2 separate regions of the Homo sapiens genome follow, and region 2 is linked to region 1. A link is a loop called in an ENCODE intact Hi-C map of the cell type or tissue named here. Cell type or tissue: Caco-2. All regions are shown on one strand. Links, peaks and the distances in the headings refer to the core of each region. The heading gives the core; the rest is flanking DNA. Region 1 overlaps LINC01697 (long intergenic non-protein coding RNA 1697). Region 2 has its middle 16 kb from the start of LINC01695.

The links. Hi-C counts contacts between places; a loop is a spot of excess contacts. Peaks named below come from ENCODE experiments on the same cell type or tissue, not always from the same donor. Only the 100,000 strongest peaks of a DNase experiment are listed, where the experiment ranks them.
Region 2: a loop joins it to region 1, with 2.5 times the contacts of the local background. A loop is called at or near these places in 2 of 110 quality-filtered maps.

What each region holds. Positions count from the first base shown.
Region 1 is chr21:28,081,696-28,098,562 of GRCh38, reverse strand. All of the region lies in intron 1 of LINC01697 (long intergenic non-protein coding RNA 1697), which reads right to left. Among named protein-coding and RNA genes, the nearest start is that of LINC01697, 42 kb to the right of the region's middle. In Caco-2, for the core only: no CTCF peak of the experiment used is centred there; DNase peaks (open chromatin) are centred at 8,262 and 8,582; H3K4me3 peaks cover 1,178 bases.
Region 2 is chr21:28,236,347-28,253,213 of GRCh38, reverse strand. No RefSeq gene overlaps it. Among named protein-coding and RNA genes, the nearest start is that of LINC01695, 16 kb to the right of the region's middle. In Caco-2, for the core only: no CTCF peak of the experiment used is centred there; a DNase peak (open chromatin) is centred at 9,323.

The sequences.
Region 1 (16,867 bases), core at 3,641-11,640:
TAAATTAAAAAAATTAAATAAATAAAAAAGACAAAAATGGAAAATACTTGTAAGGAATTTATGTTTAATATAAAAGGAACTCTAACATGATTATTGAGTTAAAATAAGAAACAATTTGGTAGACATAAATTGGTTCTCAGGACAGGAGCCATTGAAATGGATAAAAGCATGTTAGTAATAAAATAAACTAAGTGAAAATACTAGTTTACATTTATTCAACTGACAAGCATATTTTTAAAACAATAATGCTGAGATAGACTCAGCATATGCAATATAATTCAAGAGTGTTAAACCATTCATATCCTTTGACAAAGTAATCCAACTCTTAGAAAACCTTTTATAAGAAAATAATCAGAAATTTTAAAATTATTTACCCACATATTATTTATACTAATAAGACACTGGAAATAATCGAAATATTTCACAGGAGAGAAACTGGGCTAATAAGTTATGGTATAACTAAATGGCCAAATATTCTGTTGGCCTTAAGGTGTTTTATGAAAAAAATATTTACATGGGGAAAATGCCCATGGTTTCTTAAGTAACAAAGTTAGATGTCAAAATAGGTAACTATTAGTTAACTATATACAAACAAAAATAATTGGAAGGAAATGCCTCCATATGGGAATGATTATTTCAGACTTTGAAGACTATAGGAATTATTATTTTTTTCTTTAGAATTTTCTTTCTTTCTTTCCTAGCATTCCTATAGAACACTTTTATTAACTTTTAAGTCATAAACAGATCTATGTGAATTGTTACTTTAAGTGGTGCCTGTACTCTTGCTATTGAAAGTGTGACCTCGTGCATCAGCACTCGCATCGCCTAGGAGCCTGCTAGAAACTCAAACCCTATGCAGGGTAGCGGGGAGAAAATGCTATTTAAAAATCTGATGGTTCTCAGGGATCATGTTGAAATTTTACTATTGTCAAGGAGGCAATTTTTCATTCCCTGCTTCCTAACGTTTCACAGTGTTCATTCATATCTACCATGTGTTTTCCATTAATATTGTTCTGTCATAATTATTCCCATTTCTAAGCAGAGCAAAGTCCTTTTTAAAAAATTTTTTTTTTACTCTGAGTTCCAGGATACATGTGCAGAATGTGCAGGTTTGTTACGTAGGTATACATGTGCCATGGGAGTTTGCTGCATCTATCAACCAGTCATCAAGGTTTTAAACCCCACATGCATTAGGTATTTCTCCTAATGCTATCCCTGTCCTTGCCGCCCACCCCCTGACAGGCCCTGGTGTGTGTTGTTCGCCTCCTTGTGTCCATGTGTTCTCATTGTTCAACTCCCACTTATGAGTGAGAACATTCAGTGTTTGGTTTTCTGTTCCTGTGTTGGTTTGCTGAGAATGGTGGTTTCCAGCTTCATCCATGTCCCGGCAAAGGACATGAACTCACTCTTTTTTATGGCTGCATAGTATTCTGTGGTGTATATGTGCCACATTTTCTTTATCTAGTCTATCATTGATGGGCATTAGGGTTGGTTCCAAGTCTTTGCTATTGTAAATAGTGCTGCGATAAACATACACGTGCATGTGTCTTTATAGAAGAATGATTTATAATCCTTTGGGTATATACCCAGTAATGGGATTGCTGGGTCAAATGGTATTTCTAGTTCTAGATCCTTCAGGAATCACCACACTGTCTTCTACAATGGTTGAATTAATTTACACTGTCACCAACAGTGTAAAAGCATTCTTATTTCTTTTTTAAAGAAAATCATATTGGTAGTTGGGTCATGGCTTTTAGATGAGAGTGGTCTTTGCACAAGTCTCCTATTTTGTTTAAAATAATAATGGTGATGACATTATTAGTAGGCTTAATATTTTACAAATAATTTTACTTTGAATGGAAACAGAATATTTTTCTTGTAGGCCCGTATACAGTTAATTTAGCAAAGAATTAAATAAAAAGTCACATTTAAAAAAATTAATTTTCTTAATTAAAAATCCTTATAATTGGCTAGGCGTGGTTGCTCATGCCTGTAATCCCAGCACTTTGGGAGGCTAAGGAGGGCAGATCACGAGGTCAGGAGATTGAGACTATTCTGGCTTACATGATGAAACCCCGTCTCTACTAAAAATACAAAAAAATTAGCCGGGCATGGTGGCGGGTGCCTGTAGTCCCAGCTACTTGGGAGGCTGAGGCAGGAGAATTTCTTGAACCAGGGAGGCGGGGCTTGCAGTGAGCCAAGATCGCGCCACTGCACTCCAGCCTGGATGACAGAGCGAGGCCCCGTCTCAAAAAACAGAAACAAACCAACAAACAAAAAATGCCTTATAATTAAAAAAAACTCAAAGGGTTCTGTTAATTTATCATTACTTGAGAATCCATAATTTTAATATGTGTGTTAAAATGTATGATTTAAATTCCCCACGGACACACTGCATCCTTGGCTTTTACAGAGATGTTAAAAATGAATTAATCTTATGATATTCACCATAGTGTTATTCAAGCCAGCATAAACAAAACATCCCAAGAAAAATATCTTCCTGCTAGAAAAAGAGGTCTCTGTTTCCTTTTATCAAAAAATTTGAGCCTTGTTGAATATAATACATGTTGTATATTGAAATGAACTTTATTGTATAGTTTTGTTCATCTTGGACATCTTGTACACGTAGTTTTTTCATTCATACTCCTTTTAACTTTTTCGTCTAATCTATGCAGATTCCTCCTATGTAAAATGGAAGGAACAGTGATTAACATGGTTTAAGTTGTGAGAATTTAATAATAAAACACACATTCCTCAAGAGTTCAACTCACTGTCAGATACACAGTGATGTTCTGTGAACAGCAGCTACTTTTATTATAAATTTCTTCTTTTCAAAATATTCTGAAATATAAGCAAACGTGTAGTTTTGGAGGTGGATATAAACACAAATATCACTATTTTTATAAAAGTTGTTTTAGAAACCCTTCAAAGAATCTCCTAAATACTGTGATGCATTATAAAATAGTTATGATATTTTGAGGTTTAAAATACTTATTAAAAGAGGCATATTCATATCTAGACTATTAATCTTAAAACAAATTATCTACAAGTTAAAAATAAACCACAAATTGAATAGTAAAAATGTGTGAATTGGGGAGAAATAATAAATACACACATTTTGATTCTGGTTATAAGCTGGTAAGTAATTAGATCTGGGTTTTAGACCTGATTCATTAGCCATAAATTTTAGTATCTTTAAGGCTGAAGTTCCTCATCTGTATTGTGATAAAATGATACTAGTTTTTTGCTAAAGTTTTCCTGACTCAAAAATTTCAAAAATTAATTAATACCCCTCTAATCTGAATTTAATTTCTAAAGTTAAGAATGAGGATTTTTATTTCTGTTGTATCATTCTAAACATATATTGAAAGTTTTAAAGTACATTTGTATTCTAAAAGTCTATTTACTGAAGAAGATTTTGGAAGAATATAGCTATCTGTAATCAACTATTCTAAGTACATTCAATTTTCCAAATTTTGATCATTTTCCTCATAGGGCTACAGCTCATCTCTGCTCTTAGACCTGGTCTCTTATTCAACTAGTTTGTCAGAAAGCTGGAAATTTTGAAATATTATAGCTCTAGTTGAGAGATTTAGTCAAAAGTACAGAAACTCTTCAATAGAGAGTTACATTAATGTCACACAGGAAGTTAGATTAGGTTCATAACCAAAAGCCTGGTTCCCCTCACTCCCCCACCCCCATCTACCATCTATCTGTCTGTCTGTCTGTCTGTCTATCTATCTATCTATCTATCTATCTTTTATCATTTATCATCTATATGACTTAATAGAGTGTCTAATCTGCTGCACAGAAAGCCAGCCACTGCATTCTAAAGAGGAGAATTATGGTCATGGCCATAGCATGTGCATCTGTCTCTAGAAATGATAATATAGAGATTGATATTATGGCAATGAGACCAAAGCTGGCTGTCAGGAGTATTTGTTGGAAATTGGGATAATCGTGAATGTAACTGCTATAATAATATTTTACTTTTGACTTAAATGAAAATTATCATATTGAATTGCTTCGTGAATGAATGTGTTTAATACCAGCTGTAGACCATGGAATACATACTAGCAGGATGGCAATTCTGTGTGGAGCAGATGGAGATTTTGGGTGGTCTTCAAAGTGAAGCCCAGTATATGACCCATTGCAGCAAGGTTATTTGAGGGGGTTCATAAAAGCATGGATCAGTACTGCATGGCTTGTATGACACTGAAAAATCCTCAATATTTTTTGTAGAGATACCTAATATAACTATTATCATTTGTCACACAAAAATCCTGGTTACAAGATCAGTTAATGGATTCCTTCAAAAATATTTTAAATTATGAATTTAGTCTAATCACATTTCAAAACTTGGACTAAAATCAACTTAAATAAATATGAAAATTTAATTTCCAAATTAGGGGTTAGACGTTATATGTCACATTCATTCTTAATTCTCTAGGAAAAGGCAGTGAAATTGATGTAACACTTCTAAAATAGGTTTGTTAAACATCCCCTCTTATTAATACAATTTTCATAAGATTATATAAGCAGAAATAAACATCATCATAGACAATTTTTTAATAAGTATGAACTCATACCATAATTTCTTAAAGAATGGCAGACTAAAGATGTTTCATCATTATCAGTTTTGTGTATAGATGCCATTTGTGAAAATGTCTTAAAACCATGAAAAAGAATGCCTTACACACCAGGCACATTGGATTCTTTGATTAAATGCTCCTTTTAATTAGCATTTTAAGAAAACTTTCTTGATAAGAAGATCAGAAAGCTCTTCAAGTGCAGTTACAAAGTTTTTTCAGTTTTATTTCCAACATATCTACATTGCATAGAAATATAGCTAGTATTTTGCAGATATAACTCTAGTTTTAACAATGCTGTGTGCTGGAAATTATACTATTATTGAGAAATACAACTGGTTCTTATGATCCCAAATTATTAATATTTGCTCTTTTCACCAAACCATAGGATGTACCCTCAGGAGTCTCTCATATTAATGCAATTAATTGAGAAAACAATGACAACAACAGTAACAATCCATTTAATCAATGGTAATTTCCAATTTGATATCTATCCATAATTAATTTTCTTTTTTCTTTTCTTCTCTTTTTATTTTTTATAGAAGGGGGTCTCCCTGTGTTGCCCAGGCTGGTCTCAAACTCCTGGGCTCAAGTGATTTGCCCACCTCACCTTCCCAAAGTGCTGGGATTACAGGTGTGAGCCACTGAACCCAGCCCATAATCAATTTTCAAAGGAGACTCAGGTTTCAGTCTGACTGTGAGCATATTTACTGCTAGTAGCATCTTTCCTCAATTTACCTGCTGTTCATAAAGTTGTAAAGTTATCTTTTCACATATAAAATAAATCATATTATTATGTGTTTCTATGTAATAACTGTCAAATATTAGCTGGAACATAAATTAAACAAGTGTTTTTGAATACTTTATACTATGACTGGCATAAGGATAACCCATTGGCTTTTGGCTATTTTATATTCTTCTCAATACGTATTCTGTCTTTTAGAATTCTGCAGCTTGTTCAAAATGTCCTGAACTGCAGGATTTAGAGAGCCAATAATCAAGATCTTAGCATTTTTAAATAGATCAAACTTTTAGAAATAACTTAATGCTGGCTTTGCAGAAAAATATTTGAAATGCTATAAACTATACTCCTAAAAATCTTAACCCAACACAAGATCAATAGTATTTGAACATCATAACGTCAATTTATATTTTCTGCAAAGGAATACACATTTTACAAAATATGCTTCAAATATCTGTTAATACATTTCACTGCCAGAATTTTTATTCTGTAGAATACTTTTCATTGCATATTTTACTTCTTAAAAATATTATGCACGATGTATACAAGTAGAATAAAGTAAGCGTTCAGGACCAAAAGTCATTTTATCATTACCAACTAATCTAGAATGTCTGATTCGCGATGCCAAAAATGTTATGCCCACAGTTGCTACTAGACTAAGCAGAATTTAAGAAAAACTAATTAGCTACAGAATGAATCTATGAAACGTTAAGTCAAGTTATCAAAAATCTCTCATTCTTCATGCATTTGTACTGCTTATTTTATATGCCATTAGTGTCAAGAAATGTAGTCCGTATGAATTACTTTTATACAGTAACTTTAGTAAGGGCTTTAAACAATTTAGATATTTTATATGAAACAGACCATTTAAGAAAACTCTCACTTAACAAAGTGAGTCTTAATATAAAGAACAGTATCAGATAGTTTGTCTTAAGCAAAAATAGAGCAATTTACCAGTTGAACCAAACTTATCATTTCACTCAGCTCATAGTAAATATTTTAGTAAAGCTTAAACTAAAAACATTTGAAAGGACATATGCACAAAAAAGTAATGATCATTAACAATGGAATCATTCATATTGAAGGCATTTTTTAATTTTTTCTCTTAAATTTGATATAGACCTAAACTACTAACTAGAGATTTTTGTAATAGGTATGGATTTAATGTGTTTAGAAACAATATAACCAAGTAAAGTTTTAATTTATTTATTCATAAATTAGTAGGATTGAAAGGATATGAAAAACTATTCATACTGAACTGTTTATGATAATAGGAGTGGCGTGTGAAGGCAGAGGAATTGTTGGTTTCTATCTTGGTATTTATAATTGCTATTTTAAATAGGGATATTATGTTTATATGTTATATAATAATTTAAGCATATGGTATTTAAAAACAATGAACATTAAATACACAAATTACATTTTTCATTGTCCCCCTATTTATTAACCTGGGACAGAGTGTGATGATAAGAAAAGGAAGGATCTGGGCAGCTGTCATAGATGTCCCAGGCCACTCCTTGCTTTTCTGGAAGTGGCTTGTGTTTACTTGTACCCTTGTACTTATCAGTGAAGTTTGACATGGGATAACAGCACTAATCCATGTGAGTCTGCCTTGACAATTTGACCTTTTTATGTTCACAAAAATAACAGGTAATTCTCCAAAGAGTAAATTTAAATTAGCACAGGGAGAAAAATCAGTTCGCTAATGAGAAGAGAAAAATCCAATAAGCACACGTGATAAACCATTTCCCTCAAAATTTAAAAAGGTAACTGTACCAGGTGAAGATACAGATGTAGAAAAGAAAAAAGAAATAAATTCCCATATCTGATGGGAATATAAATCAGTATCAACATAAGAGAAAGCAGTTTGGCAACACAAATCTAGGGAAAAATCCACTAACCCAAAAAGTAAAAAATTACATGTGTATGTGTGTGTAGGTATGTAGCCTAGTGAATCCACTGCACTTTTATATAAAGACTTGTATATAAAGCAAATATTTTCACTGTAGCACTTTTTGCTATGAGGCAAAATTAGAAATGACCATCAGTCAAAAATTAGATAGACAAATTTTGGCGTTTTCATACAATAGAATACTGGAATTTAGCAGTTGTTTAACCATACCTGAGCAAAGCTTTATGAATCAACATGAATCAATTATTACAAATAAAGATGAAAAACAAGAAGTTTCTAAAAATACGTATATATTTTGTCAGTGCAATACAAGATAGTGTTTTTGTATTAGATATTTATGTAGTGTGTGAAATAACAAAAATGGTAGTACTGAACACCAAGTTTAGAAAATTAGTTAACTCTGGGATATGAGGAAGAGAAATAAAATTGGTGAAAATAAATTTAAATACATAGGATCTTCAAAACTTCATGGAAAATATGTATTATCAAAAATACTATGTGTGCTGAGATTCAGGGGATCACGATGGACAGGAGGCAGGACTAGATTGAAGCTCCAGGCAGAGCAACCTACGGAGGCTTGCACTGTGAATTTTAGCTCCAGATCAACTTCAAGAATAAAGTAGCAATCCCAAGAAGACCCACAGCCCCTCTGAAGGAAGCGGACTGCTCCTGCAGGACCCGGGAGACACCCCAAATACTATGAGTGTCCCAACTGTGCAAGTGGGAAAGGGAGTGTCCCGAACACACACCCCCACTGGAGAAGCTGAAGGTGTTTGTGGGAGAAGTTTCCGACTTTACCTGGAGCTGAGTCAAGTCAGAGAGCTGAGCGAAATACAGGGGTACAGGAAGCAGCAGAAAGGCCCTCGGAGCTCACTGGGTCCCCAAGCAGCCCATTCCTGCCTGGCAACACAAAGATCCATCCGGAGGGCGGCCAGAGGAGCAGGGGGTAAAACTCTACAGGGAGAAGGAATTCTCTAGCTGAACTTTGTAACCATTTGAACAGGGCAAGAAGCCTCCTGGCCAGAACTCAGGGGAGGGCGCGAATCTGGCCTGCAGACTTCACAGGCAGGGGGAGGAACTAAAGCCCTTTTCTCTGGGGGCTGGGAGATGGATAGCATTCAGCAAATTTTCAAGCCATTCTCACCCTCCGCCTAAAAACTGACTCTGTTACGGGGGCATAGTGAGAGTGAGACCAGCCCTTCAGTTTGCGTGGGAGCTGGGTGAGGCCAGTGACTGTCAGCTTTCTCCGACTTCCCTGACAACCTGCATGACTCAGCAGAGGCAGCCTTAATCCTCCTGGTACATAACTCCAGTGACCTGGGAATGTCACCCCCATCCCCAACAACAGCTTCAGCAGGACCCACCCAAAAAGAGTCTGAGCTCAGACACGCCTAGCCCCACCTCCACCTGATGGTCCTTCCCTATCCACCCTGGTAGCAGAAGACAAAGGGCATATAATCTCGGAGATCTAGGCCCACCCACTGCCAGTTCCTCTCCACACCACTACAGCTGATGCTCTCTGGAAAGCACCACCTCCTGGCAGGAACCCAACCAGCACAAAAATAGAGCATTAAACCACCAAACTAAGGACCCTTATGAAGTCCATTGCACCCTCCACCACCTCCACCAGAAGAGGCGCTGGTATCCACAGCTGAGACCCATTGAGTTCATATCATAGAACTCTGTGCAGACAACCCCCAGTACCAGCCCAGAGCCAGGGAGACTTGCTGGGTGGTGGGGCCCAGAAGAGAGACAGCAATCACTGCAGTTCAGCTCACAGGAAGCCACATCCATAGAAAAAGGGGGAGAGTACTACACCAAGGGAACACCCAGGGGGACAAAAGAATCTGAACAACAGCCTTCAGCCCTAGACCTTCCCTCTGACAGAGCCTACCCAAATGAGAAGAAACCAGAAAACCAACCCTGGTAATATGACAAAACAAGGATCTTCAACACCCCCCCAAAATCATACTAGTTCACCAGCAATGGATCCAAACCAAGAAGAAACCCTTGATTTACCTGAAAAAGAATTCAGGACATTAGTTATTAAGCTAATCAGGGAGGGACCAGAGAAAGATGAAGCCCAATGCAAGGAAATCCAAAAAATGATACAAGAAGTAAAGGGAGAAATATTCATGGAAATAGATAGCTTAAAGAAAAAAAAAAAACATAAAAAATTCAGGAAACTTTGGACACACCTTTAGAAATGCAAAATGCTCTGGAAAGTCTCAGCAATAGAATTGAACAAGTAGAAGAAAGAAGTTCAGAATTCGAAGGCAAGGTCTTTGAATTAACCAAATCCAACAAAGACAATAAAGAATAAGAAAATATGAACAAAGCTTCTAAGAAGTCTGGGATTATGTTAAATGAGCAAACCTAAGAATAATTAATGTACCTGAGGAAGAAGAGAATTCTAAAAACTTGGAAAACATGTTTGGGGGAATAATCGAGGAAAACTTCCCTGGCCTTGCAAGAGACGTAGACAGCCAAATACAAGAATCACAAAGAACACCTAGGAAATTCATCACAAAAAGATCTTCACTTAGGCACATTGTCGTCAGGTTATCCAAACTTAAGATAAAGGAAAGAAGCTTAAGAGTTGTGAGACAGAAGCATCAGGTAACCTATCAAGGAAAACTTATCAGATTAACAGCAGATTTCTCAGCAGAAACCCTACAAGCTAGAAGGGATTGGGACCCTATCTTCAGTTTCCTCAAATAAAATAATTACTAGCCAAGAATTTTGTATCCAGTGAAACTAAACATCATATGTGAAGGCAAGATACAGTTGTTTTCAGACAAACAAATGCTGAGAGAATTTGCCATTATCAAACCACCACTACAAGAACTGCTAAAAGGAACTCTAAATATTGAAACAAATACTGGAAACACATCAAAACAGATGCTCTTTAAAGCATAAATCACACAGGACACATACAACAAAAATACAAGTTAGAAAGTGAAAACAAAAAGTAAAATCAAAGTACACAGGCAACAAAGAGCATGACAAAAGCAATGGTACTTCACATTTCAATACTAACATTGAATGTAAATGCCCTAAATGCTCCACTTAAAAGATAAAGAATTGCAGAATGGGTAAGACCTTACCAACTAATTATCTGCTGTTTTCAGGAGACTCGCCTAACACATAAGGACTCACATAAAGTAAAGGGATGAATAAGGATATTTCATGTGAATGGACACCAAAAGCCAGCAGGGTAGCTACTCTTGCATCAGACAAGACAAACTTTAAAGCAACAGTGGTTAAAAGAGACAAAGAGGGGCAGGATATAATGGTAAAAGGCCTTGTCCAACAGAAAAATATCATAATTCTAAACATATATGCACCTAACTCTGGAGCTCCAAAATTTATAAAAACAATTACTAATAGACCCAAGAAATGAGATAGACAGCAGCACAGTAATAGTGGGGGATGTCAATACTCCACTGACAGCACTAGACAGGTCATCAAGACAGAAAGTCAACAAAGAAACAATGGATTTAAACTATACCTTGGAACAAATGGACTTAACAGATATATACACAACGTTTCATCCAACAACCACAGAACACACATTCTATCCAACAGTGCATGGAACTTTCTCCAAGACTGACCATATGATAGGCCATAAAAATAAGCCTCAATAAATTTAAGACAATTGAAATTATATCAAGCACTCTCTCAGACCACAGTATAATAAAACTGGAAATCAGCTCCAAAATGAATCTTCAAAAAAGAAAACTGCAGACCAATATCCTTGGTGAACATAGTTGCTAAAATCCTTAACAAAATACTGGCCGACTGAATCCAACAACATATCAAAAAGAGAATACACCATGATCAAGTGCGTTTTATACCGGGGTGCAGGGATGGTTTAACATACAGGAGTCAATAAATATGATACACTACATAAACAGAATTTAAAACAAGAATCACGTGATCATCTCAATAGATGCAGTAAAAGCATTTGACAAAATCCAACATCCCTTTATGATTAAAACTCTCAGCAAAATCCGCATACAAAGAACATACCTTAATGTAATAAAATCCACCTATGACAAACCCACAGCCAACATAATACTGAATGGGGAAAAGCTGAAAGCATTCCCTCTGAGAACAGGAACAAGACAAGGATGCCCACTCTCACCACTCCTCTTCAACATAGTACTCAAAGTCCTAGCCAGAGCAATCAGACAAGAGAAAGAAATAAAGGGTATCCAAATCAGTAAAGAGGAAGTGAAACTGTCACCTGTTTGCTGACGATGTCATCATTTACCAGAAACCTCCTAGAACTGATAAAAAAAAAATCCAGCAAAGTCCTGGATACAAGATTAATGTATACAGATCAGTAGCTCTCCTATAACACTAGCAGTGACCAAGCAGAGAATAAAATCAAGAACTCAACCCTTTTTACAACAAAAGCTACAACAAAACAAAAGAAAACAAAAACATAAAATACTTGGGAATATACCCAACAAAGAAGTTAAAAAACCTCTACAAGGAAAACTACAAAACACTGCTGAAAGAAATAGATGACATGAACAAATGGAAACACATCTTATGCTCATGGATGGGTAGAATCAATATTGTGAAAATGACCATACTGCCAAAAGCAATCTACAAATTCAATGCAATCCCCATCAGAATACCACTATCATACTTCAGAGAATTAGAAAAAAAAATTCCAAAATTCATATAGAACCAAAAAAGAGCCCCCATAGTCAAAGCAAGACTAAGCCAAAAGAACAAATCTGGATGCATCACACTACCTAATTTCATACTATACTATAAGGCCATAGTCATCAAAATAGCATGGTACTGGTATAAAAACAGGCGTATAGACCAATGGAACAGAATAGAGAACCCAGAAATAAACCCAAATACTTACAGCCAAGATCTACGACAAAGCAAACAAAAACATAAAGTGGGGAAAGACACCCTTTTCAACAAACGGTGCGGGGATAATTGGCAAGCTACATGTAGGATAATAAAACTGTATCCTCATCTCTCACCTTATACAAAAATCAACTCATGATGGATTAAGGACTTAAATCTAAGACCTGAAACTAAAAAAAATTTCTAGAAGATAACATTGGAAAAACCCTTCTAACATCAGCTTAGGCAAGGATTTCATGACCAAGAACCCAAAAGCAAATGCAATAAAAATAAAAATAAATAGCTGGGACCTAATTAAACTAAAGAGCTTTTGCACAGCAAAAGGAACAGTCAGCAGAGTAAACAGACAACCCACAGAGTGGGAGAAAATCTTCACAATCTATACATCTGACAAAAGACTAATGCCCAGAATCTACAACGAACTCAAATCAGTAAGAAAAAAACAAAGAATCCCATCAAAAACTGGGCTAAGGACATGAATAGATGATTCTCAAAAGAAGATATACAAATGGCCAACAAGCATGAAAAAAATGCTCAACATCAGTAGTGATTAGGGAAATGCAAGTCCAAACCACAATGAGATACCACCTCACTCTGGCAAGAATGGCCATAATCAAAAACTCAAAAAACAGAAGATTTTGGCATGGATGCGGTGAACAGGGAACACTTCTACACTGCTGGTGGGAATGTAAACTAGTATAGCCACTGTGGAAAACAGTTGGAGATTCCTTAAAGAAGTAAAAGTAGAACTACCATTTAATCCAGCAATCCTACTACTGGGTATCTACTCAGAGGAAAAATAAGTCATTATTCGAAAAAGATACTTGCACATACATGTTTATAGCAGCACAATTCACAATTGCAAAATTGTGGAACCAAACCAAATACCCATCAATCAGTGAGTGGATAAAGAAATGGTGATATATATCACAGCCATAAAAAGGAATGAATTAACAACATTTGCAGTGACCTGGATGAGATTGGAGACTATTATTCTAAGTGATATAATGCAGAAATGGAAAACCAAACATCATATGTTCTCACTGATATGTCGGAGCTAAGCTATGAGGATGTGAAGGCATAAGAATAATACAATGGGCTTTGGAGATTTTTGGGGAAGAGTGGGAGGGGACAAGGGATAAAAGACTACAAATATGGTGCAATGTATATATGGGTGATGGGTGCACCAAAATCTCACAAATCACCACTAAAGAACTTACTCATGTAACCAAATACCACGTGTAACCCAATAGCTTATGGAAAAAATACTATGCATGGATTTCAAAAACTTTTTGCATCAAAATAAACTTGTACTAAGCTGTTACAACATATTTGAACAGGATCTAGTTGCATCTAGCTTGAAGCACAAAGAGAAGGATAAGACATTAGTTTGAAAAGAGCCCCTATCAGAGCAACAGGAATTCTGCTAAAGTTGAAGCAAGAGCAAACATCGAATTTATGGTAGATCCTGTATAAAAGAATGGTAAAATGATTGATACATTAAGAAAAGTTTATGGGGGCAATGTCTCAAAGGATTCAGTGGTTTATAAATGGAAAACTAATTTTAAAACGGGACGAGACAATATTGAAGATGAAGCCTGCAGGGGCAGACAATTCATGTCATTTTTTGAGGAAAAAATTCATCTTGTTTGTGCCCCAAATAAAGGGGACTGAAATTAACAGCAGAAACAATAGCCAATAGCATAAACATCTCAATTGGCTCAGCTTGCACAATTCTGACTGAAAAATTGAAGTTAAGCAAACTTTCCACTCAATGATTGCCAAAACTGTTGCACCCATATCAGCTGCAAAAAAGAGCAGAGCTTTCAATGGAAATTTTAAACAGGTGGGATCAAGATTATGAAGAATTTCTTCAAAGGATTGTAACAGGAGATGAAACATGGCTTTACCAGTATGATCCTGAAGACAGAACACAATTGAAGCAACTACCACCAAGAGGTAGAATTGGTCTGTTCAAAGCCAAACTGGGCTGGTCAAGAGCAAAACTCATGGCAAAAGATTTCTTTGAGATTCTTACGGCATTTTGCTTGTTGACTCTCTGGAGGGCCAAAAACCAATAACATCTGCTTATTATGGGAGTGTTTTTGAGAAAATTAGCCAAAGCTTTAGCAGAAACCACCCCCGCGCCCGGGAAACCTTCACCAGAGAGCCCTCCTCCACCACGACAATCCTCCTGCCCCATTCCTGTTATTGAACAAGGGCAATTTTATGAGTATTTTCATAGGAAATTTTTAGACATCCGCATTACAGTTCTGATTGGTTCCTTCTTTGTGTTTCAAAATATTAAAAAAACCTTTAAAGGGCACCAATTTTTCTTCAGTTAATAATGGAGAAACGACGGCATTGACATAACTATATTCTCAGGACTCACTTTCTTAGGAATGGACTAAATGGCTGGTATCATCACTGGTATCACTTACTTATTTTGAATTTGTTGGAGCTTATGTAGAAAAATACTATTTATATTTTTTATTCTTTTAATTATATTTTTCCATGAACTTTTTGAGGTCTCATATATAGTTTTTAAATAAAATATAGTAACAAATATTTGTAAAATTTATATGGTGTATAAAAGGTGCTTAGTTATAATATCCTTATACTTTTCTTTATGTGTTAACTATTTTTTATTAAATGAATCAAAATAGTTTGAGCTTCTCTCAGAAGTCACCCAGGAGGACATCAATCAAATTGATGTTATTTTCTTCATTATTCTGGCAGAATATTGGGCTTCTTTGTCTGGGCTTAGAGTTCATTACAAATTTCCAGAAACTTCTTTCTTGGCTTTGATCCTTTGTCATAATGTGCTGGTGAATGTTAAACAGTAGGCTCTCTGGAATGTATGTAGGGGGCGATATAGTAAGGGGAGTTCTGACAGGTTGCATTTGCTGATTTTTGTGGTGTAAATTTCTCTAATATGGTCACTTTCGAGCTACCAACACGATGCCACTGAATGCAAAATTTTAAAAAGTACTGTGGCACATGAATATGATAGTCATAACCTCAAGAACACAGATAATAAAGTATAGTAAAATAATTAGAACATGATGAGTTTGAGTCTTTCTTACCTTTTTAAAATATAATTTATTTAATTCTATGCTTATGTAATTTATGGTAGCCACCTTTCCTCCTTTAGAGCCACATATCAGTCATAATTAGCACCTTGGCCATGGAGTGAGGCAGAAAACCAAACCAAATCATACAGAAAGTATGGATCCAGGTAGAGGAGTATTTGTTTTTCTGATCTAATTGCCATTAATGGGATTCTTCTGATATTAAGAATACCAGAAGTATAAATGCTTCATGACTGAGCGATCATCTTTTTCAGACGAGGCAAAACAGAGTCATATACATACATCTCATCTCATCTCATCCCATCCAATCCCATCCCATCCCATGCCATCCCATGCCATCCCATCCCATCCCCTCCCATGCCATCCCATCCCATCCCATCCCATCCCATGCCATCCCATGCCATCCCATCCCATCCCATCCCATCCCATCCCATCCCTCTCTCTCTATCTCATCTATCTATCTTATCTATCATATCTATCCCATCTATCTATCTATCTATCTATCTATCTATCTATCTATCTATCTATCTATCTATCATCTATCCATCCATCTACCTATCTCATCTATCTATCTATCTATCTATCTATCTATCTATCTATCTATCTATCTATCTATCTATCTGTGTGTCTGTCTATCTAATCTATCATGTATAAATGTTGTTGACATTACTGCTGTTACTTTGTGTTGTCTTAACTTCTTTTGTATATTCTGATTCTATGTTGAGTCGTGAAAATTAAAGCTGTAGTTCAAAAAAGTGATGGAAATGTTAGTGATACAGCTGAACTTCAACATACTCTAGGTTTCTTTTAAAAGCTGTCTGCAGAGTGCAGGGGCTTATGCAACTAAGTGGGCTGTTTGGCAAGATAATAGACATAGCAGAGAGAGAAATTTATATCTCCTACCTGAAAGTCTGTGTGTTTACGAGAGTAGATGTTTGACACATTCCAGAGTCCGTACTATGTCAGCTTATCTTCTGAATTTTTTTGGCCTACTATAGTCTACTTAGAATACACCCAAGTGTAAATAAATTTCTTCTCTGTTTTGAGTTTAATGTGACCATTGTCCTTATAGACATGCTTGTAGGTACAGCCTCTTGAAATGATTTAATTAATACAATGTTATATATAAACTTTAAAAGTATTTGACAACATCTGATCATGAAGATTCCTATCAGTATAGAAAAGTGTCAGCCGGGCACAGTGGCTCACGCCTGTAATCCTAGCACTCTGGGAGGCCAAAGCAGGTGGATCACGAGGTCAGGAGTTTGAGACCAACCTGGCCACCATGGTGAAACCCCGTCTCTACCAAAAATACAAAAATTAGCTGGGCGTGGTGGCGGTTGCCTGTAATCCCAGCTACTTGGGAGGCTGAGGCAGGAGAATCATTTGAACCCAGGAGGTAGAGGTTGGAAAAGTGTCAGCAATGTTACCAGTTGCCATTTAAGTACACTTTCTTTTACTTTCAAAAGGATTTTTTATTCTATAATAAACTATAAAAGAATCATCGCAGTTGCTTTCGATCGATTCATATAATTCTCTGCCCAGAGAGAAAATGCAAAGCATTAAAAGGACAGAATCATAAAATATGATGCCTCCAAGCAAAAGGCAGGGAATTTCATCCTCCTATGTATTTTTA
Region 2 (16,867 bases), core at 5,199-13,198, 150 kb before region 1:
CATGTTTACAGTGCGTGAGAAGAGTGGAACCAGTCACAATACTCCACTGACTAGACTTTCTTCCCCAGAAGACAGAGCCAGTAAATGTTTCATGATGCTGTCAGTTTCAGTGAAGTTTATAGGCACAGCCTGCATACTGACTTGAATAAGGTTACCAGACTTAACAAATAAAAACACAGGACACCTAGTTAAATTGGGATTTAAGATTAATAATGAATAATTTTTCAGTAAAAAGTTCCAACTACTGACTGGTATCCTGAGTATTGCATGAGACATACTGAAAAAGTATTGTTGTTTAACTCATATACAAATTTAACTAGTTTTTTTTTGTATTTTATCTGACAACTCTAGAACTGAAATACACAACGAAATAAGCTATTTTCAGCAATATTGATCAGAATGACCCTCTGGAAGAGGAAGCAAAATGCCACATGTGAGAGGCTTTGATGTATGATTGGGCCAGTACTATGGCAAATTAATTGAGACAAAGCTAAGTTTTCCAGAAAAGGCTTACTTAGCTCAGTATGTATCATTTGCTACAGTGAAAGTCTGCATGCAACATTCCCCAATGAGTATATATTGTTTGCTAGTAAAAATTCATTTCATTCAACAAATATTTATTGAGTGTCTACTTTTGCCAAATCTTCTAAAAGCAGTCTGTGGAGTTTCTTATGAAAAAAAGAAAAAAAAATACAAATTTAGAATTGAGATGTGTTCACGTCACCATAAACTGACAATGTGGCGATGTTCACACATATCTCTTCGTAACTAAACACTTTGCCTTCTTTCCTCTTTATTTATTTCTGATTTTGATTTGCTCGTTACCCTATGATTTAGCTTCCCATCTGCATGAAAATGGATGACGTGATAATACTTCCATATTTCACCATGGTTATTTTCACTATCGGAATTTCATTTTTTATCATATATCTTAGATGATTTTGATCAGATGGTTGTATGTGTAAGGTCTTGCCACACAAATAAATTACAATTTTCTTAATTACTTTAGTAACTTGTGGTATCTGCTTTACTGAATGTAGAATAAACTTTGAGAAACATTTTAATTTGCTTGAAATTTTACTCAGAAATGTTCAGGATAATTGACAAGTCAGTTAACATCGGCTTTATTTTTAGAAGAGAAAATGTAATCACGGATAGCCAAGAGAGATTTTCCTCATGTTATTACTTTAATTTTTGTATTCAGATGAAATCACACACCTTCCTTATAGTTGGCCTTGTAGACCAGCCTGGAACCTAGAAAGCAGACGAAAATTACATTTCATTCATTAAATAGGAATTGTCATTGATATATAATGATAACTCATTTTGATTGTTTTTAATTTTTATGACTTCAGCAATGACTTAAATGCCCAATGGAAACTTCAATTGTACCAACATGAAGAGTTGTCTAATAACCACAGCCATAACGTACTGCAACTGGAATAAGTAGTGTGGAAGCCTTTCATTCAGATCCCTTGTTGCATTTACAGTTGGCGACTTTCCTATAAAATTGGCAAATGCACATGGACTTCTCTTTTCCATTTGGTTCTTATCACCGTACCTTTACTTATTTATTTTGTCATGCTTCTCATAAACTATTGGATTTTCTTTAAAAGGTAGTTCATTTTTTATTCTTTCTTGAAGCCTAATTTCATTATATGCATTGCCCTTTTACCCACATTATTCTTTAATGATAGGATCATCAATAAACTTAGTGACTTTACATTTAATAAATCATTAATTAAGTACTTTAAATTATTCTTTTGTGAAAGAGACCAGAGAGTCTCATATGCTGATTAAGACTGAGTAAAATAAAGAGTAACCTGAATCTTGAAACAATTTTGAGGAGCTTTTGACCCCAAACACCAACCCAAAAGGAGATAATCCTTTGCTGTGGTTTTAAATAGTGTGGTGCCTAAACAACATGATAAATGTACTGACATTTACAGAGGCCCCAATTAGAGCCAAGATATCTTAATGCACTCTTTGGCATCTCAAAGCACACATACTCCATGTGAAGAACTTTTCGTTTTACAGTGCGAATGTAGCCTACCATATGGGCCACAGCTCTTTCCTGTTTAGCACTTTCTTCCAGCATCTGTTGAGACATGCTCTTTTGTTTTGATCTCTTCTTTCTTAACTATACGTAGACTACGTATTTTTTTCAACAGTCTTTTATCTATTTTTTTCTCATTCTAATCTTCCAATATCCATCTGAAATAAAACAGGAAAGGCATTTATGTCCATCTCACTATTTGTAGCAGTAGTTCTTACGTGTAACTAACCTACCTACAATATTTTCCCCCATAGCACTGAATATATCTGCTTACTCTTAAGTTTATTTTCAGGGAGAGTGGATTGGGGATATGAAAAAAAAGAGGTATATTCATTTTTTCTCAATGTTGATCTAGACAACATGTACTGCAGAGTGACTTTCACTTTGGGAAATACCACTTAAAGAAGTATAAAATTGAATCGCATAGTACAAATAACTTTCTGAGAATCACTAATATGTGTGGTGACTGTTTCGTTTCAAAGATATTCTCAAAAACAAAACCCAGAGATTCTTTCTGAATCGAGTGTTTAGAATTTGATGTGACAACCAATCATAGTGCATGGCAATCTTTATCGAACAGTTTAGTTGTTAAAATGCCGTGAATGGTGGCAAGTCAATTAGTTTGATAATGGATGTATTTACATGTTTTTTGAAAGTTTTAACTGTTCTTAAATTGTTGAAAATCATACTGAATTCGAGTTAATTTTCCTTAAAACTGTCACTGATATGTTGAACTCATGTGGATTGGATATCTCTTTTAAATCCAAATGGGCAAGTGTTCATTTAAATTTAATACATTTTGAAATGCTCATTGATGTATAAATTTACAAGACTTCTTTCATGATATTTTGTGATTTCTCAAAATTACCTGTGTAGGAATTCTTTTTAGTGTTTATTAAGTTGTAAAACTTATGATGGATTTGGAAGTAAAATGTAAAATCAAATTTGTAAAACAGATGTAATTAGCATTGTATAAATAATTCAGTCATGTTTGGTATATTTAAATTTGTTATTTTAATTGAGTTGAATTTCATCACATCATATTAATTTCATATCCATTTTACTGTAATTACATACATGTCATATGATACATTTATTTTTGTGATATAAACAAAAATTAGTGCTTTAAAATAAGCATGCTTCCAGAAAAAAATAGGTTTAAGGGAGCTGATTACACACATATAGAATACCAAGTATAAAAAAAATAAGTTTAAGGGAGCTGATTCCACATATAGAATACCAAGTATTTGAATACAATACTGGTTATTTTAGGTCACATATTTAAAGTATATTTAAAATATGTTATCTTCATTATAGTAATGTTATGTCTATAGAAGACATTGATTGACATTTTTTAAAAGTAGAATAAGAATTTAGGTATATTGCCCAGAAATTTAAGCACAGATTTTTTTCTAGGTTTTAATTTTTTCTCTAACTTTTGCACTTGTCTTCTTTCCACATCTAAAATTAAAATCAATTCTTTTAGAAATTCATTTTTATTTTGTTTTATATTTGTTTTCCCAAATTATTTAATCTTTTTTCCATTGAAATGACAAATTTTCACAATTATATTTAATCTGTTCATATGTAAATTAATGTATATGATTATGATAACAGCTTTGAAGAGAATGACAAATGTAGGAAAAACAATTGACTTGGGAGCTACCACTAAAATGAGGAGGGGAGCAGTCTGCAAGCAAACCAGCACAGGAAGTGTGATGGGGGAATAGAGAGGAGTGAGCAAATGGTTAAACAGAATTCCATTAAGAGAGTTCCTATTCAACTGAAAAAATGTGAAGGGAAAAATAAAAATGTAATTTTTCAAAAATAAATACTGGATACTTTTGATATTCCTTTTCAGATGTATATGGGCTATACTTAGCTGATATTTATTGTGTTTATCCTGTGAAGTGGTGGTGAAATATTTTATCTTATCTAAATCTCAAGAAAACAGAATACAATTCAAGAATGCCTGTTTGAAATCGAATAAAATATTAGCAAAAGTTGTAGTTGAATAATATTTATTCCCTAGAATGAGTACTCAAGTTATAGGTGGCGGCAATGTTTTCAGACCAGAATATTTCTTAATAACCCCCATAACTTCAAAACAAAGTTATTAAACTTAGAGTTACTAGATTGAAGATAAAACCTTTTCATGTATTATTATAATCATATATTGATGTCATAGATTATATCCAAAGTTTATTAGCATTATAAGAAAAAATTGATAATGATTTCAATTAATCTGAGCTAGTTAATAAAACTAAGTATTTTTTTGTAGAAAGTTGAAAACCTATAGAAAAGCATAGAAAACAAAATAGAAGGGGTTACCTATAATCCCACCATCTAGTTATAACAGTGATTACTATTTTGGTCTTAGCCTTTTTTCCTATATGTATATGTATGTATGCATGCATGTGTATATATGGATATATATAACTCTGTTTATGCATGTGTGTGCATCTGAATTTTTTAGTAGAACATACTTCTATGCAGATGGTTTTTTACATCACAGTTACCACTGTTTTGTGTGGCTTGAGAACATATCTCAATAATACATGATATTTTAAAGCTTCAGTTCTGAATTCTGACTGCCTGAGATGGAGTGCTGATTCATCTTTTGCTAGTTGTGTGGACTTGACAAGGTAAAGGGTCTTTGAACCCTCAGATTCTTATTTGCCAATGTAAGAATAAAAGAAGAATAATAATAATACCTAGCTTATAGATTTCAATGAGATGATGCATAAGAAATATTTGGTTTAGGAAATATTAAATTGCTCTTTTTAATGGCAACTTAGTGAGCCAAGATTATCACATGCTTTAGGTACACAAATACTTGCCTTTTCACATAAAATTCTTTATAAGTTAGAGGGCAAATATGTACATGATGATACACTAATTCTCAAAAGACTGATCATTCCATTTTTTTCTAGTCATTTATATAAAGCAACTAAATCATGAAAGAATAAACTTTACAGTAAACAAAAACAAAAATAACAACCAACTCAATTAAGAAATGGTTTCTTTAGAAAATTAAACCATAAATTCTCTATTATTTATGTGGACTTGTATTTTTCTATGTTATATTTACTCTTTTTAAGGAATACCTGTCGCCTATTATGACAAAAGAGACTGTATCTTTAGTATTCATAATCTGAATTTCCAGAATGTGATCATGGTTTTCAACTGGTTGCTAAGCCTATGTTGATAGAGAATTTAACTGACTAACGAAGCATAAAACATTGTTGAAAATTGTCATTCCCAGTCTAACACAGTGGTTAATATTTTACTGACTTACCTGTTTTTCCTGTTCATGCTTACTGAGTCCTTTAAATCCTACAATTCAAAGAAATCAATTGACTGAAAGTGTAACTATTTGCAAGCATGTCACTTCTGGGAATTTTTGTGTCCACAATAAAATCTATGTTATTTTTTACACCAACTAACATTATTGGAAAAGATTGAGTCATGCAATTTCCCTTAATTTTTAAATGCCTCAATAATGTATTACAGAACCAGGAACTTCAGGTATTCCCGAAGACAATGTGGTGAAATCCCCATGGTGGGTTACCGGCTGAGTTTTCAAATATCACAACAAACAATTATTTTAATTTCTTCTTCTTCTATTAGATCATAGCTGAGCATGTAACTTACAAGAACATCTTTCTTTTCCCATCTTCACGTTCTTCTGACTTTCTTCAGTCCTGTGAGCCCGTTGCCTCTTCTTAGTGTACCTATTCACAAGTGTTATATGGAATAAGAAAGATCTGGAAGTGGTATTATAAAGCATTGAAAACTTCAATAATCTAAACCATAATGATTCATGTTGAAGGATTCAAACTATTTTTTCCTTTGTGTAAAACATCTTTGGGCTGTAGGTATTCTCATGGAATTATCTGGAAGGCTAATGTGGGGATACCATGATCAAAGGCTCAAAAATCTCTAAGGCAGTAATGAGCAGGGATAAGAGCCTAATGATAAAGAACTTTATTTTAAGCATGCATCTATCTTGGATTAATAATCTACTAATTTATGTGCTTCTTGAAGGCTGAGATGTTTTATTTTTCTTTGTGTTATGAATATATTGTCTGGCCCATGATATCAACACAATTAATACTTGTTGAATAATTAAATGAGTAAAAATTAATGTTTGAATCTAACTTTTCCCTTGATAAGGAATGCTTTAAATATCCTGACAAATGGTTATTCAAATTAAATTTAAATTTAGTATCAGAATGGACATAAATCTGGGACCAATAGACACTGTGGACTACTAGAGGGTGTAGGGAGGGGGTGTGGGTTAAGAAATTATCTATCAGGTACTATGCTTACTATCATGGTGATGGATTCCATATTCCAAACTTCAGCATTACACAATGCTCCCATGTAACAAATATGCACATGTGGCCACTGTATCTAAAACAAAAGTTGAAAATGTAGAAAAAAAATTAGTGTTGGGAATCTTAACATTAAACAATGAGCCCATTTTGTCTTTGGGCACTGGACCCCATTCCCTTCACTATTATCTGGAAGGCCTTGGGAAGGAAATTTAAATGTCTAGAGCATCAGTTTCATTGTCTGTACATTTACTATCACATCATAAATATTTACTTCAAGACTATTATGAGAATTAAATTATTTAACATATATAAAACATTCTAGTATTGTTTTGGGCTCACAATTTGTGCTAAGTTCATTCAATGGCAAATGAATTATTTTTTCTTTTTAATTCAGTTGCTCAAAACAGTGTCTTCATATTTCTTTTTTAATTTTTAATTTTTGTGGGCACATAATAGGCATATCTATTTATGGGGTATGTTAGAAGTTTTGGTACAGTCATGTAATACGTAATAATTACATCAGGGTAAATTAGGTCTCTATCACTTCAGGCATTCATCCTTTGTGTTTCAAACAATCCAATTATGCTATTTTAGTTATTTATAAATGTATAATTACATTATTTTTTACTATAGTCACTCTGTTGTGCTAGCAAATACTAGGCCTTATTCATTTTTCCTATTTTTTGTGTGTGTGCACATTAACCATCTCTGCTTCTCCCTACCCTCCTGCTAACCTTCCCAGCCTTTGGTAACCATCCTTCTACTCCCTATCTCCATGAGTTCAATTGTTTTAATTTTAGCTTCTGTAAATAAGTGAGAACATGTGAAGTTTGTTTTTCTGTACCTGGCTTATTTCACTTAACATAATGACCTTCAATTCTATCCATGTTGTTGCAAATGATGGGATCTCATTCTCTTTATGGCTGAATAGTACTCAACTGTGTATATGTACCACATTTTCTTTAACCATTCATCTGTTGATGGACACTTAGGTTGCTTCCAAATCTTGGCTCTTGTGAATGATGTTGCAATAAACATGAGTGCATATGTCTCTTGGATATATTGATTTTCTTTCTTTTGGGTACACACCTAGCAGTGGGATAGGTTTTTGGTGGAGTGTTTAGGTTTTTTCAAATATAAGATCGCATCATCTGCAAACAGGGAAAATTTGACTTGTTCCTTTTCTATTTGGATGCCCTTTGTTTCTTTCTCTTGTCTGAGTACTCTAGCTAGAACTTGCAGTACTATGTTGAGTAACAATAGTGACATTGGGCATCCTTGTCTTGTTCCAGATCTTAGCTAAAGCTTTCAGTTTTTCCCTCATTCTATATGATACGAGTTATGAGTCTGTTGTGTATGGCATTTATTATGTGAGATATATTTCTTCCATACCCACTTTTTTGAGAGTTTTTATCATAAAAATATGTAGAATTTTATCAAATACTTTTTCAGCATCAGTTGAATGATCATATGGCTTTTGTCCTTCATTCTGTCAGTATGATGTATCACACAGATTGATTTGTGTATATTCAACCATCTGTGCATCCCAGGGATTTATCCCACTTGGTCATGATGAATGACCTTTTTAGTGTGTTGTTGAATTTGCCTTGCTAGTATTTTGTTGAGGATATTTGCATCAATATTCACCAGAGATATTGGCCTGTAATTTTCTTTTTTTGATGTGTCTTTTCTGGTATTGGTGTCAGGATAATCCTGGCTTCATATAATGTGTTTGGAAGTATTCCTTCCTCCTCTATTTTTCAGAATAATTTAAGTAAAGTTTCTTTATATTTGGACTCTGTCATTCTTGAACAATTGGTTTTTTTACTTGGATCTTTTGTTTGCCTTTATTGTTTAAGAAGTTATATATATGTATCTTTAAATTATCATTAAGAGGTGACTTAATCAAACAATTTAGGGAATGAGACCTATTTTCTTCCTGAAGAATTTTTGGTGCTATATTACCTACTGTTCAAATCACCTTGTGATTTCTTTTCACATTACTCTTCACTTGGATCATTCTCTCATTGTCCAACTTCTTGTTTACCTAGATTATATGTATGTGTATGTATGTTTGTGTGTGTGTATATATATATATATTCAAAAGATACTTGTGGACACTAGAGCTTTGCAGCCTAAAATATTTTCTTTTTAAATCTTTAAAAATTTAATCTAGAATTCTAGATTAAATCTGTTTTTTGTTCTTCCTGACATGCAGTGGTACTAATGAAAAGTCTGATGCCAATCTGATTCTCTTTTCTCTGTGTTTTTTTTCTCTTGCAACGTATTTTATTATTTTCTTTTGGTGTTTTGAATTCTGAAACTTCAGAATTATCTCTCTGGCTTTCATTTTTCCGATAATCCATGGTGTCCTTCAATTTAAATATTCTTCTTATAGACTTGTTTTCTATTATTTCTGTAATTATTTATACTCACCATTTGTCTCTTTTCTTTCTTCTGGTTCTCCAGTAGGTATATGTTATACTTTCTTATCAATGGCATTTAATTTCCTAACATTTTCAATATCTTAGTGTTTTAAATTTTCTATTCTGGAATATTTCCTTGTCTTTATCATCCAAATTATTAATCAAGGACTACCCACTTTATTAAGTATTCCTTTTGATTCTTTTAAAATTAATGTTAGCACTCATACTTTTCATTTCCAATAATTATTTTATGTTCTTTTATTGTTCTTTTATATGTCAGCCTGTTTTTATGTTAGAGATGCAATATGTGCTAAATCTGAGTTTACTACCATGGATTAAACACATTATTCCAATTTTTTCATTATCTCTGTTGACATTTTATAACTGTTGAAGCTAATGTATCACTCATATCTGTGAATTAGCTTCTATGCTGATTGATCCCTTTGCTAGCAGGGTTTGCTTTGCAGTTTTGTAGGTCTGTTGCCCTAAAGGCTCCCTCCTGGGTGATCAGAGGCCTGATTGTGAGCCATTCCAGTTGTCAGGCAAGTTTACCTTTAGATTATGAGGCTATAGAACTTGCAGGCTAGAAATACCATAGGGTGGAGGACTTAGTTCAGGGGTGGTGTACTTTGATTAATTTTGTTTCAGGTAGAGCTGCTTTTCCTTTTCTGTCCTCAATAACTAGCTCCATTGAGGAGATTCAGAGCCATCCTCTTCTGTTTTCTACTCCTCTCACTGACTACAGCTGCCACTGTAAGACATTCAGAAAAATCTTCTGCTCAGATTAAAGGTGAGCTCTTCAGCTGGAGAAGCATCTATGCTCAGCTGCCCTGCACATGCTGAGGAGGGGGTAGAGGCTGAATGACTTAGAAGCTTTGTAAATGAATCTTTACTTAAGTTCTATCACGGTCATCTCAAGCTCTTTCCTGATCTCTGTAACTAAAAACTCCACATTTAAAGCCATTATTTTATTTTATTTTATTTTTATCACTGAGAAAAGTTTCAATCACCTGCAACCCTCATCCATGCATATATTAAGATGTGGTTCCTTTGATCTAGGTTATCCTTCCGTACAACCCTACACCCTTAATATTTTCTAAAGTCAACATTTCTTACCTTCTCATGGCAGAAACTCTTTTCAACTTTTAGCACTTTCATGGATCTATTTACTTTTTTTGGTAATATGCCTTTGTACTCATTTTAATAGTATATTGAAAAATGATTGTTTTGTATGATATATTATAAAAGGAAAAGTAATATTTGATAATTATCATTTAGTTATGGACACAATTTGCAGATGTTGACGTCTGTGTATCAGACAGGTTTTTTTTTGGCAGAAAGAGATGGTAACTGAAGAAAGTTTAATAAATAGTGATTACTTCCAAACGTTTGGACCAAGTACAGGGAAATCAATGTAAGATAGAGTAATCCCATTGGGCCTGGTAAAAATGGGGAAGTATTATACCCCAAGGCCTTAAAAGGCATTAAAGTGATAAGAAAAAAGAATGGTTATTAGAAACCAACAGATAATGGATGAAAAGTTTGTCTTGTAGGAGCTGTGGCCTTTGGTAGGTGCATGAAATCAACCCACAGGAAGGAAAAGGGGAAATAAATATTCATCCCACTCTTTTCCCTTCCTCTGACCTTCTGATGACTCCCATTAACTGAACCCCACTGGGAGTCAAAGGGCAAGAGAGCTCACTGATGTCTTTTACACTGGTTATCCTGTAGGAACACAGGGCAGGGTAGAGGAAGATGGAGAGCAGATCAGGAGGGTCAAATGGGAAGTATCAAGCAGAACTCACCTTCTGTACTCTTGTATTTTGTCCAGATGGAGTGTTATGTGCCAAACATACATTCCCAGCAGCTGTGTTGCTAGCAATGCAATGATCTGTTCATCTGAAGCTTAAAACAGAAGGCAGCACCAGTGTTCTCAGATAAGGTCGGAAAGTGAGGAAAAGGGAAAGTGAAAAATAATTACAATAACATTTTCCCACTGTGGTCCTATTTCTGATGCTAGTTATGAGGCCTAAATTTGATAATTATAGCTTCCTTTCTCCACTACTCAGTCTGTGTTATTTTACTTCTGCCAGCAGCTCAGATGAATGGAACTCTTTACTTGCTGGAGTGATCCTGAATGATCTGGGTCCATGGTGGTCCCTATCTTTACTGTATTTCTATAGCTGACCAAGACCCTTAGGCAAGAAGGTACTGAGAAGTACCCCAGTACATCCCCTGGGCTCCATGCATAGGCCTTTTTGTCCCAATTGTGTAGCAGAAACCCAGGTTCATCTTGGGAATTGGAATCAGTCACTTCAGTCAATGAGTAACCTCCTTCTCTTTTTGTGGGTTCAATCATATGGGGAGCCCTGACTAGCCAAGACGAAGTCTCAGCTTGAAAATAAACAGACTATGACTGTGTTCTCTGGTGGAAGTATTTCTTTCTTAAGGACTATGACTCCAAACCCATTTAACCAAAGGTTTTGGGGACTGGAAGTAAATATTTTTTTTTAGTGAGTTATTTTGGTGATAGTAGAATGGCCCTCAGACTCATATTTTGGTGGCTTTTCCTATAAATTCTGGTAATGGGAGTGATGGCTCCATATAATAAGAGCTAGTTTAAGTCATATAACATCCTGTAGGACAAAATTTCAACCAGACTGCTCTCCATTTCATGAGTTAATTTAGTTCTTAGTTGGCCATAACATTGTTATATCAAGCCAGCACCTTTTGGGTTTTGGAGCATGTGGTAAGACCAGTAATATTTATGGCTATGAACCCATTGTTGTTTCCTTCACTTTAGAATAAGTCTCCTTTTTGGGGATGTTATTTGAGTTGGTGATGGACAAACTTCATAATGGAGACCCTTTTGGGGACAGAGCAGAGCAAAGTAGAGAGTGCGTGTGTAAGGGAAAATGGAACGTATTCTAGCACACAAGGAAACTTTACTGGTTGGAAAGAGAAAGAAAAACAAGGAGGAAGAAGAGGAGGAAGAAATATATTGGATTAAGGTTGATTAGAAAATGCCATTTTGTTAGGGGAAAGAGCAGATAGGTTAGCAGTAAGACAAAATTCTTTTGACTTTTTTTTTAACAATGAGAAAAAAAGACAATATGGGTTCCAGTTAAGAAGCAAATGTTAATGGAAAAAAATAATAATAGATCAACTCTCCTGAACTTCTAAGAAAACATGATAGTAACATGAGAGCAATATGGTCGTTGCCCTAAAAGTAGTTCTGTCAAATTGTTGTTATCCAAGACAGTAGTCCAAGAAATTTCCTTCAATTATTGAAAGAACTTCCATTCAGTCAACTGAGTACCTATCATGTGCCATATACTGCCCAATGCTCCTGGTATACAGGAATGAAATGCCCTTGTCCTCAAGGAGCCAACAGTCTGGTAGGTAAACAGACATGCAAACCAACATACATGAAACGAAGTGTTTATTCCTTTGCTCAAGTTGTTGTATGACCAAAGAGGGAAAAGTTAGCTCAACGTGCTGGGATGGGAAGGGAGAAAGGTCATGTGGTGAGTTCAGGACAAGTTGTATATAATATTTGACTATTGGGGAAAAAATGTATTATATAAACAATAAAGGGAGAAAAAAATTACAAGCCAAGATAAAAGCAACTGGAGTCAAGGGAGATATGAAATATTTAGGCCAGCAGTTCAGTATGACCAACATAGATAATGAGAGAAAGAAAAAAGTAAGGAGAACAGGCTGTGGAGGAGGGAGGAGGCAGGAGGCTCATATAAATTGTCCTTGTTCTTTCCTTCACTATTATGTACAAATGACTGGGATCTGAATGTTCTTAAAATCAGTATCTATGACAATCAGAAAAGCCAGGTATATATCTTCCCTCTCATTACATGTTATAATGAAAATAACATTCTAGATCTTGCAGTGGTTATTATCTTTATACTCAGGGACCTGTTGTTGAAAATAATTTGTGTTGTAAGGCCCCTAAAAATTATTAGGTGAGTCATTTGATTTGCTAAAAGCTCAATCATATTATATTCTTAAAAACATAAATTTGTCTGTTATATTAATCGCTGATAAAAGTTATTGCATTGTTTTTCAAATTGATTACAAATATTTCAAATATATAGCAAATATGAAATTACCTAATATTAGACTGGGTTATTATTTGTTAATAATAGCATCAATCTAAAATAACATGTAGAATACCTAAAAGATTTGAGGCAGAGAAAATCTGGAAGATGGTATGAGAGTTTGAATCTGTTTCTAGATTTCTTTGTCAAAGTCTCTAAGAATGTAAGTATTGCTATGAAATTATGAGGGCATTTATATATTAGGAATGTTTAATGTAATTCATTTTTTACCATGATTTTAAATTTTTATTTCATGTAAGATTTTAAAAAGCAAAGCCAAAATGCTTTTGTGACTAGAATGTTATTGACTATGTGAAAAATAACTAAGCAGTTAATATTAAAAAGGTACTTGAAGTTCTTAGAATTTACATTTATCTCTGGCATATTGAACCTACTCAATATGACTTACCTATTTTGAATGTCAGCTTTGATTAATGCATTACTAAGTTGAGTGATGCTTCCTGGCTTCTATTTATAAAATCGCAATATATGGCAAAGATGAACACAACAATTTACTCAAAGCACTTTATGAAGTTTCGAAGAATTCCATTATATTGTTTCAAAACTTCCACGAACTACTATCTATCTTCTATGTCAAATACTTTGGATCACTGAAGACAAAACTAAAACGTGTCATTTTTGGAGGGACATGTGAAGACTGTTCATAGTTTTTTCATGTTTTCATTACAAGAGTGTGAGCAGAGTCCCCAGGGCCTGAGGCTGTGACATTTGGCCATGCTTACATTCTCCAAGAGAGCTTGAGAACAAACAGTTCAAGTGCAGACATGACATATTCCTAAACTTTATTTGGCAAGGTTGCAGAAATGTTTTTAGCAACTGCCATATTATTTAGTTTTTATTTTTTTCTAACACCACTGTTGGCAAAATATGCCTACATAACTGCTCCTTTTTTCCTGTTGTAATGTCTTACATGTGAAAATATATTTTGTACAGACACAGAGCATGTTTTAATCTATAAGGAAAAACTGTAAACATGACCCTAGAGTAACAGTTGTGGATTGAGTTTTCTTTTCTTCTGCCTGACATTCTAGTGCCTGAATTAACAGAGTTCAAAACATTTTAATATACAGCATTTGTGTACATATTTACACACACATACATACACACACTCTGCCTCTCTCTCTCACACATACACAGACAAGAATTCACATATTTGCATACATAGTTAATGCACTTCACTTTGAAATGTCTGCATAAAATCAAAAGAGGGAACAGCTTAACTATGAAATTATGAACATCAGGGGTAATACTCATGAAATATAATGTTTTTCTAAGCCAGTTGTCCATTCAGCACCTTCCAAATGTAGATATTCTATGTAAGCAGTTTATGTTTTCCTTTTCCTTGTAAAGTCTGCTGTTTGTTTCCTTTAGTGATTTTAAAGACAGAGCCAATGTGACGTTAGCTTCTTTTTAGGAGGCTCTCTTCAGCCATTCCTTTTCACTTTGTACCATGCATGCCACTTGATCTGGATTTTTTTTTTCTGGAAGAAGTTGAAGTATTTATTCTTTTTAAAAAAGTAAAAATAAGAGTTTTGTCCAAAAATATTTGATCATAAGTTGTACCCTGGGAAAAGTCACTATATAACCATTTAGAACATCCTCATCTAATATATGAGCAACATAATGTTGGTAGAGGATTAATTCTCTATCCATAAAGTGTTGTCTAAGAATACTTGTATATTCCACTAATATGCAAAATTATAACCTCCCAAATTATATTAAATATTAAATAAAATCTGTGAATTGTATTCTTTTTCTGATTAAAATTTCAAGCTTTAGATCTACTTTTCTAATTAAAAATATTATGACATATTATCAGTTTAATGAAACCTCAAATAACCAACATTAAATAACCATACACATTAGCTGACACAAAAGTGATTTTTAGAAGTACATGTAGGAGAGTTACATATAACAGCAAATTAACACATTTCTATTTAAAATTCTTTTAACATCTGGACACTACAGCAATGTCAAGGTAAAACTTCAATATATTTCAGTATCTTTAACAGTGCTGTAATATAATGGAGTATGAGTAGTTTCAATGCTACTAATAGGAATTTAATATAATAGCCATGATTGGTGAAGAAAAGAGACCTAAGAAATGACATTTCAGTATTTCTTCTGGGACCACTAGAGTATTGACTCACAGTTCTGCCCATTTGCTGCCAGTGTGGAATTTGTGAATTCAATATCAGCTTTATAAATGCTTTCAACAGACAGACTAGTAGAGATGGGTGTGTGTGTGTGTGTGTGTGTGTGTGTGTGATATAACCTCTTTGTACGTGCTCTACATTAAAGCAAGAGAACAGTATAAGGAGAGCTACTCTCTCTGACTCCCATGTTGCTGCCTTCTGGCTGAGTTGGACGGCTGGTGGCAATGAAGAGCATCTGGATGTGCTTCAGTGACTTCTGGAATATTCAGCCTCAGTCCTCTCAGTGTCACAGTTCCAAGAATGAAGCAAGGACTTTGAAGGATGTCTGGCAGGCCTTTGGATAAGTTATGTAATACAATATGGGTTGTTTTTTTTTTGTCTTTCAAGCAATAATGTTTAATGAGATTTTTGTCAATTATTTGTTATCTGTGCAAACTTGAGCTTTTGCCCCACTCCTGGCTGCTGGTTTGGTCTATGAATTGTCCTAATCATGCCATGGTGCATTGAGCGTTCATTTATGTTCAGCATCTGGACCTACTCTATAAACCTTTGTCTCTCTCAGGGGCTAGAGAAATATGTTTGCTCCTACCCCAGCACCTAGGGAAACACTTCACTTAATTGGGTATGTGCTGGAGTCTGGCTCCGTCAGCGATCATTTGGGCATTTATTTTTAAGGGTCAACTTTTAAAACAACCACAAATATTACATAAGTGTGGAATTTATGATAACTGAAAAGTAGTACCGCTGTTAAAGAGTGATTGGATAATCATGTATGTTGTGTTCATACATTTTACATATTTCACATACTATAATTAAGAGACTGGACAAAGCCATTTTTTATTCTTTCTTTTTTTTTTTCTTTTCTTTTTTGAGACAGGGTTTCATTCTATTGCCCAGGCTGGAGTACAGTGGTGTGATCATAGCTCACTGCAGCCTCAACCTCTTGGGCTAGGGAGGTAGTGATCTGGTAGTGGTCCTCCTACCAGATTACCTCCTCCTTCCTGGTTACCTGGGACTAAAGGCGCACACCACCACGCCCAGCTAATTTTTATAGAGACGGGGCTTCCCTGTATTGATCAGGCTGGTCTCGAATTCCTGGGATTAAGCCATCTACCCATCTCAGCCTCCCAAAGTGCTGAGATTACAGGCATGAGCCACTATGCCTGGCCCATTTTCTATAGCAATCAATCCAACATTGGAAGAATGCTATTTCTTGCATGAAACCATCCTGATTATCTATATCTATAATCTAGACAGAGAAATTTTTTTCGTATCTTAAAATTTTTGATATTGAAATATTAAATTTTATAAATAATAGTTAATATGTCTAAATATGACTTTAAATGTACAAATAGGAAAAATAATAACTAACAACATATAAAACTTACTATGTTTTATATGTATGTACTACTTACTTAAAAATCTACTACTTACTAGATTTTTTTGAGTCAATTTTACTTATACTAATTTGTTTAATCTTCACAACAACCATATGACAATAGGCATCATTGTTATCTACACTTTACTATTGAGTATTTGAGGCACAGAAAGATTATGTCAACTTCTCAAATTGCACAATTAATGAGCTATAGAGCAGCAGTTCCAACCCAGGTTGTTTAGTACCAGCGTTGATGTTTTTAATGACTGTGCTACAATGTCTCACCACAGAGTGAGGGCTAACATAAAACAGAAAATTCAATACTTGGTAAAAAATAAATAAGATAGATAAAGTCATTAATATTGGTTCTGTCCAAGT